Linked DNA regions of Homo sapiens: region 1 is linked to region 2. A link is an interaction called in ENCODE POLR2A ChIA-PET data of the cell type or tissue named here. Cell type or tissue: OCI-LY7. All regions are shown on one strand. Each heading gives the region's core, and the rest is flanking DNA. Links, peaks and the distances in the headings are about the cores only. Region 1 has its middle 110 kb from the start of SNORD17. Region 2 has its middle 46 kb from the start of SNORD17.

Region 1 (4,394 bases), core at 130-4,129, 62 kb after region 2:
TATTTTTATGAGGGAGAGCTGGAGAGGCTCCTGACTTTTGATTGTTTACCCCTGGAGGTGTGTACAACCACGTGCCATTGACAGACAATGTACCCATTGTATGACAGGGAGGTAGTGGTGCCTTCCCCAAGTTATAATTGGCCTTGGGACACAGTCAGTACATACACACCCAACATTAGACACTCCATCACTGAGCAACTCAGTGCCTCTCATTCACAAGCTGTGTGATCCTAGGAGGTTATTCCACTTCTCTGATCTTCCATTTCTTTCTGTCCCTCCCTCCCTCCCTCCCTCCCTCCCTCCCTCCCTCCCTCCCTCCCTCTCTGTCTCCCTCTCTCTCTCTTTCTTTCTTTCTTTCTCTCTTTTTCTTTTCTTTCTTTCTTTTCTCTCTTTCTCTCTTTCTTTCAACAGGGTCTCACTCTGTCACCCAGGCTGGAGTGCAGTGGCATGATCTCGGCTCATTACATCCTCAACTTCCTGGGCTCAAGTGACCCTCCCACCTCAGCCTCTGGAGTAGTTGGGACTACAGGCATGCACCACCATGCTTGGATAATTTTTTTTTATTATTTGTAGAAATGGGGTTTCACCATGTTGCCCAGGCTGGTCTTGAACTCCTGGGCTCAACAGATCCTCTGGCCTTGGCCTCCCAAATTGCTGGGATTACAAGTGTGAGGCACCACATCCAGCCTGATTTTCCATTTCTTCCTCTAAAGTGTCATGTCATGTGAAACTTTTACAATGCTGGATTGTAAGAAATATTGAATGAAAAAACATATATAGTGATACTGTATGATTCAATACATAGAACATATACAGAAGCTTATTTTTATCTATTCACTTACAGGAAATCATGTTGACCAGAAGGTCTAATTTGGCCTCAAGCAGCCACACTACACTCAGACCTTCTGGGATTTTTCATTTTTCAGTTTCAGGACTTTTTTGTTCAGTTATATGTGTACTGGAACAATCTTTTTTTTTTGGCTATAATTTTTTTTAGGTTTTATGGAACACCCTTGGTGCTTATCTCAAAGGGTTATCAAAAGGATTACATGAGGCCAGGCATGGTGGCTCACACCTGTAATCCCAGCACTTTGGGAGGCCAAGGCAGGTGGATCACGAGGTCAGGAGATCGAGACCATCCTGGCTAACATGGTGAAACCCCGTCTCTACTAAAAATACAAAAAATTAGCCGGGCATGGTGGCGGGCGCCTGTAGTCCCAGCTACTTGCCAGGCTGAGGCAGGAGAATGGTGTGAACGTGGGAGGAGGAGCTTGCAGTGAGCCAAGATGGCGCCACTGCACTCCAGCCTGGGAGAAACAGCGAGACTCCATCTCAAATAAATAAATAAATAAATAAAATAAAAAAGGATTACATGAAATAATCCACCTAAAGCATGAAGGTTAGTTCCTGGACCAGTGGATGCTTCATCTATGGCAGCTACTATAGTGACTTCCCCACAGTGCTGGATGTTTGCTCTTGCTAATGCGGGGATTGATCTCCAGCTCTGGCTGGCAGGGCCTCTCAAGAACCCAGCCATCCTGGTTCCCCAGACCACAGGTCATCTCCCCACCTAAGATCATTCTCCCACAGTCCCCTCCTGTTGGGGATAGGGTGACAAAGACTTCTCCCTTGCTGCTCATGCTCTCCATTTCTGTAGGAATCAGAAAAGACGCAAAGCTGTCAGCTGAGACAATCTTCTGCCTTCAGGTAGGCACAGGGCCCTTCTCATCCCCATCACACAGCTCAGGCGGTGGAGACTGTCACTTTCCTGTTTGTCCTCAGATCCATCCCTCATCCTTCTCTGCTGTGCTGTGTTGCACGGCCCTGACCTCTGTGGACTACATTTCCCAGGCTCCCCTGCACCCTGGCTTCCTGACAAGTTCAGTCAATGGGAAGCAGTGGCAGGAGATTGAGCTTGGTAGAAGAGAGAAGCCAGGAATATTCTCTCTCCAGCCCTTTCTGTTTCAGGTGATGCCTCCAGCAGTGGCCAAGTCTCCTCCATAACTTCGGCTCCTAATAATACCCTCTCTTCCCTTGTTCCTCTAGCCCTGGGGAAGTAGCAGTTTCTACTTTCTGGGTTGCTCTACCCTCCCGTTTAGGTTTTCAGCTCTTCCATCACCTTTGCAACTACAGGTGACCCTTGAACAACATGGGTTTGAACTGCACAGGTCCTCTTCTACATGGATTTTTTTCAATAAACATTTTTTGGAGATTTGTGATAATTTAAAAAAGCTTGCAGCATGGTCTAGAAATATCAAGAAAATTCAGGAAAAGTTAGGTATGTCATGAATGCATAAAATATATGTAGATAGGAGTCTATTTTATCATTTACTACCATAAAATATACACAAATCTATTCTAAAAAGTTAAAATTTATCAAAACTTACACATACGGACACAGACCATACATGGTGCCTTTCAATCAAGATAAATGGAAACAAACGAAGATACAGTATTAAATCATAACTGCATCGAATTCACTGTACTGATACCATACTACTGTCATAATTTCATAGCCACCTCTTGTTGCTATTGTGGCAAGCTCCTGTTGCAAGTATCCACTTAAACACCATATGATGCTGATCATCTCCCTGTGAGCAGTTTGTCTCTAATGATACACTGCATATTGCAGTGAAAAGTGATCTCTTCTGGTTCTCGTGTATTTTTCTTTGTGTGCAGTGCATACCATAAACCCTGAATAGCACCATGAGACCCACATGAAGTGCCACTAGTGGTGCTGGGGGTGCTCCCAAGAAGCAGAGGAAAGCCATGACATTACAAGAAAGTTGAATTGCTTGATGTTTACCATAGATTGATGTCTGCAGCTGAGGTTGCCGGCTATTTCAAAAACAAATGAACCAGCCTAACAACCATTGCAAAAAACAAAAGGAAATTCGTGAAGCCATTTCTGGGCCAGCAGGCACAAAAACTTTGCACTTTTTTTGCAAAATTCCTTTCATATTGAAAATGCAGCTTTCATGTGGGTGCAGGATTGCATACCTAGAGACTCTAATATGATTCACGAAAAAGCAAAGTCGTTTTATGACAACTTAAAGCAAAAGGGTGTTGGAGGATCTAAAGCTGGAGCATTTAATGATAGCAAAGGATGGTTTGATAATTTTAGAAAGAGGTTTGGCTTAAAAAATGTCAGGATAACAGGAGAAGCAGCTCCTGCTGACCAAGAGGCAGCAGACGAGTTCCCAGATGCCATTAAGAAATGATTTAAGGGCCGGGCGCAGTGGCTCACACCTGTAATCCCAGCACATTGGGAGGCCGAGGCAGGCGGATCACAAGGTCAGGAGATCGAGACCACGGTGAAACCCCATCTCTACTAAAAATACAAAAAATTACCCGGGCGCGGTGGCGGGTGCCTGTAGTCCCACCTACTTGGGAGGCTGAGGCAGGAGAATGGCTGAACCCAGAAGGCGGAGCTTGCAGTGAGCCGAGATCGCACCATTGCACTCTAGCCTGGGTGACAGAGCGAGATCCCATCTCAAAAAAAAAAAAAAAGAAAAAAGAAAAAAAGAAATGATTTAAGAAAATCATTGAGGAGAGAGGATGTCTACCTGAACAGGTTTTTAAATACAGATGAAGGTACTCTATTCTGGAAAAAAAAATGGACAAAGAACATCTATTAGTAAGGAAGAGAAGTGAGCACCAGGATTTAAGGCAAGAAGGGTTGGGCTAACTCTATTGTGTTGTACAAATGCAGTAGGTTTGTGATTGGGACTGCTCTTATCTATAAAGCTGCTAAACCCTGATCCTTGAAGGGGAAAGATAAGCACCAGTTGCCAGTCTTTTGGTTGTGCAAGAAGGCCTGGATAAGGAGAGCTCTTTTTCTATACTGGTTCCTTCGATGCTTTGTTCCTGAAGTCAGAAAGTACCTTGTGAGGTAGGGACTGCCTGTTAAAGTTCTCTTGACCCTGGACCATGCCCCTCGCCACCCAGAACCCCATGAGTTCAACAGCGAAGGTGTCAAAGTGGTCTCCTTTCCCCCAAACACAATGTCTCCAATTCAGCCTCTAGATCAGGTCATAAGAACCTTTAAAGTTCAATACACACAGTATTCCATGGAAAGGATTGTCAGTGCTATGAGAGAGAACCCCAATAGAGAAAATATCATGAAAGTCTGGTGGGATTACACCATCGAAGATGCCGTTGTTGTTATAGAAAAAGCTGTGAAAGCCATCAAGTCTGAGACATTAAATTCCTGCTAGAGAAAACTGTGTCTAGGTGTGCATGACTTCACAGGATTTATGACACAGCCAATCAAGAAAAGAGATTGTGAGTATGGCAACAAGGTTGGGGAGTGAAGGGTTTCAAGATATGGATTTTGGAGAAATTCAAGAGCTAACAGACACCACACAAAGGAATTAACAGAAGACAACTTGATA
Region 2 (4,394 bases), core at 124-4,123:
ATTACAGGCGTGAGCCACCGCACCTGGCATGATCATTTTTTAAGAACACTTATTTTTTTTAACAGTTTAGCCAAAACTGAAGAGAAAGTACAGCTACCATATACCTCCTTCCTCCAACCCACAACACACAGTCTTCTGCGTCAGCAATACCCCGTACCAGGGTGGTAGATTTGTGACAATTGTTGAACCTACACTGACACATTGTTGTCACCCAAAGTCCAAGTTTACATTAGGGCTCACTGTTGGTATTATACATTCTTTGGGCTTTGACAAATGTATAATGACATGCATTCATCATTATAGTATCACACAGAATAGCTTCACTGCCCTAAAAATCCTGTATGCTCTGCCTGTTTACCCCTCCCTACCCTTCCCAAACCCTGGAGACCACTGAACTTTCTAGTGTCTCCATAGTTCGGCCTTTTCCTGAATGCCATATAGTTAGAATCATATAGCATGCGGCCTTTTCGGGTTGGCTTATTTCACTAAGTAATAAACAGTGAAGATTCCTCTATTTATTTTCATAGCTTGAGAGTACATTCCTTTTTAGCCCTGAATAATATTCCGTTCTCTGGATGTACTGGTTTATTTACCCATTCACCTACTGAAGAACATCTTGGTTGCTTCCAACTTTTGGCAATTACAAATAAAGCTGCTATAAACGTCAGTATGCAGGTTTTTGCATGGACACATTTTCAAGTCCTTTGAGTAAATACTAAGGAGTGTGATTGATGAAAATGGTATGGTAGGAGAATGGTTAGCTTTGTAAGAAACCTCATGAGGGGGGTTTTCTCCAGTCTTTACTGTGAGAAACCAGTAGAACTCCTGAAGGTAAAACTCACAAAAGTATGGCATGTGGCTGGGCGCGGTGGCTCATGCCTGTAATCCTGGCACTTTGGGAGGCCAAGGTGGGTGGATCACTTGAGGTCAGGAGTTTGAAACCAGCCTGATCAACATGGTGAAACCCCATCTCTACTAAAAATACAAAGATTGGCTGGGCGTGGTGGCACACGCCTGTTATCCCAGGTACTCAGGAGGTTGAGATGAGAGGATCGCTTGAACCTGGGAGGTGGAGGTTGCAGTGAGCCGAGATTGTGCCACTGCACTCCAGCCTGGGTAACAGGGGGAGACCCTGTCTCAAAACAAACAAACAAAAAAACCCCCAAGAAACCAAAAGTATGGGCATGCCCTTCAAGACTGGCCCCATCCCCGGAGTTTTAAACTCTTAGACTTGTCCACACTGAGCCTCCAGCAATTTGTAAATTGCAGTTCAGGCTTTCCTGTCCCTGTACTTGTTCCTAGCAAGGTCTCTGCACCTGTGACTCTGCAGTGATAAGTTGTGATTCTCTGTACGATCTGTCTGTCTCTCCAATTTTGGAGGCAGTGGTTTGCCCTGTGACCTCAATTCTGTGACAGATCTAAGAAGTTTTTTTTTTTTTTGAGACAGTCTCACTCTGTCACCCAGTCAATCTTGGCTTATTGCAGGTTTGACCCCCTCAGACTCAAGCAATCTTCCCACTTCAGCCTCCTAAGTAGCTGGGACTACAGGCAGACGTCACCACACCCAGCTTATTTTTATTTTTTATTTTTGTAGAGACGGGGGTCTCCCCATGTTTCCCAGGCTGGTCTCGAACGCCTGAGCTCAAGCAATCTTCCCACCTCAGCCTCCCAAAGTGCTGGGATTACAGGCATGACCCACTGCAACCAGCCAAGAGTTGCTGATTTTTAGTTTGTTCGGTTTTTTTAACTTATTAAGATGGAGTCATGACTTCCAAGTTCCTCATATGTCCGATTGAAAACTGGAAGGAAGCTTCTTTTCCTGTTTTTAAAGTTTTGATTCCTGTATTGGTTATCTACTGGCACAATGACGCTGCCTAATAAACAACTACAAAGTCTTAGTGACATATAAAAGTATCATCTGTTTTTAGTCACAAGTCTACCAGTTGGTTGGTTGGTTGATTTGTTCTGCTGATTTATATTGGGCTCTGCTGACTTTGCTTGGGATCATTCACTTGTAGAAAGGCAGCTGGTGGTTAGTTGGGGCTGGCGGAGCTTTTAGGACTCAGCTGGTATTACTTGGCTCTGCTTCATGTGGTTTCTTATCCTCCATCAGGCAGGCCAGATTGGGCTGTTCTCAGGATGGCTGGGCAGGGTTCTGCAACACAGCAGAAACCCCAGGCCTCCTGAGACCCAGGATCAGAACTGTATAATGTCACTTCTGCCTCATTTTGTTGGACAAAACATGTCACGAGATCATCTCAGTGGTGGTGAAATTATTATTATTATTTTGAGACAGAGTCTCACTTTGTCACCCAGGCTGGAGTGCAGTGGCGTGATCTCAGCTGCTCACTACAACCTCTGCCTCCCATGTTCAAGGGATTCTCATGCCTCAGCCTCACCAGGTAGCTGGGATTACAGGTGCACGCCACCACGCCCGGCTAAATTTTGTTGTTTTTTTTTTTAGTAGAGACGGGGTTTCGCCATGTTCCCAGGCTGGTCTCAAACTCCTGACCTCAAGTCATCTGCCTGCCTCGACCTCCCAAAGTGCTGGGATTACAGGCATCAGCCACTCTGCCCGGCTGTGGTGAAATTATTAATTCAACCTCCTGGTAGAAGAAACTGGGGCTATCCTAGCAATACCTCACAGTTTCTGTCCTTGATTTTTAGAGGCTTTGTTCAAATATCCACTAATCTTTTGTTATTTTTTGTTTGATTTTTAAAAATCCATATGCATATTGTACTGGGGTCAAAATATAAATTTAAAAGTATTTATACCTTGTATTTGGAATTTATATACAATATTTCCTGCAATGTTATTTCATTTTATTTCCTGCAATACAATGAAAACATGGAAAATTCTAAGTGTCCCAATAATGAAAGAACCATTCAGTAAATTATGTTATTTATTAAATGGAATATTCAGCCATTGAGAATAATGTCCTTGAAGTTTTAAATGCTCAAGATCTCGCTCTCTCTTTTTTTTTTTTTTTTTTTGAGATGGAGTCTTGCTCTGTTGCCCAGGCTGGAGTGCAATGGCACGATCTCAGCTCACTGCAACCTCTGCCTCCTGGTTGAAGTGATTCTCCTGCCTCAGCCTCCCAAGTAGCTGGGATTACAGGCACCCGCCACCACACCCAGCTAATTTTTTATATTTTTAGTAGAGATGGGGTTTCACCATGTTGGCCAGACTGGTCTCAAACTCCTGACCTCAAGTGACCTGCCAACCTCGGCCTCCCAGAGTGCTGGGATTACAGGTGGGAGGCACTGCACCTGGCCAAATGCTCAAGATCTCTTGTTGAGGGAGAGAAACAGGGTACAAAACTGTTTCACATAGTGAAATCCACCTGACGAAGCCCCCAAATCTCAGTGGCTTACCCAGCACAGTGTCCTTCCTCCCAAGAGTCCCACTGGTCTGGTGCTTAACAACTGGGCTTGGTGCTTGGGGGTCTGTTATTCTACGACCGCAGTGAAGGAGCCGTGGCTGGCTGGGGCAAGCTCTTTCCATGGCAGATGGCAGGAGCATAAGAGAAGGAGGGGAACATGCAAGACTTCCTAAGGCCCAGCCTTGGGACAGGCACCCTGACACTTCTGCCAGCCTGTTGGTCAAAACAAGTCAATGGTCAAGCCCAAGGGCAATGTGGGCAGGGAACTCTTTTCCATGCCCTGGGTTGGGGTCAGGGAAGGCAGGAGGAGAAAATTCTTATTGGACAGTAAGACAATCTACCACACTTCTTCACAAACTCCTTCAGCTCCCTGGCCCCTCTCTCTTTGTAGAGCCCCATCCTGAATGAACACAAATATTTCCCTTCTCTACCTACATACCTGAGCAGCAGAATATTGCTGGAGAAAAGTTTGTAACTTAGCTAATCAGCTAATTTCTCTATAAATGAATTATCTCAAGCATCAATTGGATACTAAACATGGCCTGCCTAACTTCTTTTCCCTCCATAGGTGTATGTATATTTGTGTTAGTTTGTTTGTTTATGGTGGTAAGAAAACATACAACACAAATTTTACCTCAGCCAGTTCTAAGTGTACAATACAGTAGTGTTAAGTACATTCATATTGTTGTTCGACCAAGCTCCAGAATTTTTTCCTTTCCAAGCTGAAACTCTATTCCCATTAAAAAACTCCCCATTGCCCACTCCTCCACAAAGCCCCTGCTAATCACCATTCTACTTTCTGCTTCTATGAATTTTATTACTCTAGAGATGTCACATACATGGAACCATACAGTATTTGTCTTTTTGTGGCTGGCTAATGTCACTTAGCATAATGTCCTCAAAGTTCATTCATGATATAGCATGTGTCAGAATGTCTTTCCTTTTTCCTTTTTCTTTTCTTTTCTTTTTTTTTTTGAGATGGGGTCTTGTCTGTCACCTAGGCTGGAGTGT

The links. Peaks named below come from ENCODE experiments on the same cell type or tissue, not always from the same donor. Only the 100,000 strongest peaks of a DNase experiment are listed, where the experiment ranks them.
Region 1: POLR2A ChIA-PET joins it to region 2 with 7 read pairs; 3 of 35 experiments call an interaction of 5 or more read pairs at or near these places.

Annotation. Positions count from the first base shown.
Region 1 is chr20:17,851,917-17,856,310 of GRCh38, reverse strand. No RefSeq gene overlaps it. Among named protein-coding and RNA genes, the nearest start is that of SNORD17, 110 kb to the left of the region's middle. In OCI-LY7, for the core only: no CTCF peak of the experiment used is centred there; a DNase peak (open chromatin) is centred at 1,850; H3K4me3 peaks cover 48 bases; H3K27ac peaks cover 162 bases.
Region 2 is chr20:17,914,266-17,918,659 of GRCh38, reverse strand. No RefSeq gene overlaps it. Among named protein-coding and RNA genes, the nearest start is that of SNORD17, 46 kb to the left of the region's middle. In OCI-LY7, for the core only: no CTCF peak of the experiment used is centred there; no DNase peak of the experiment used is centred there.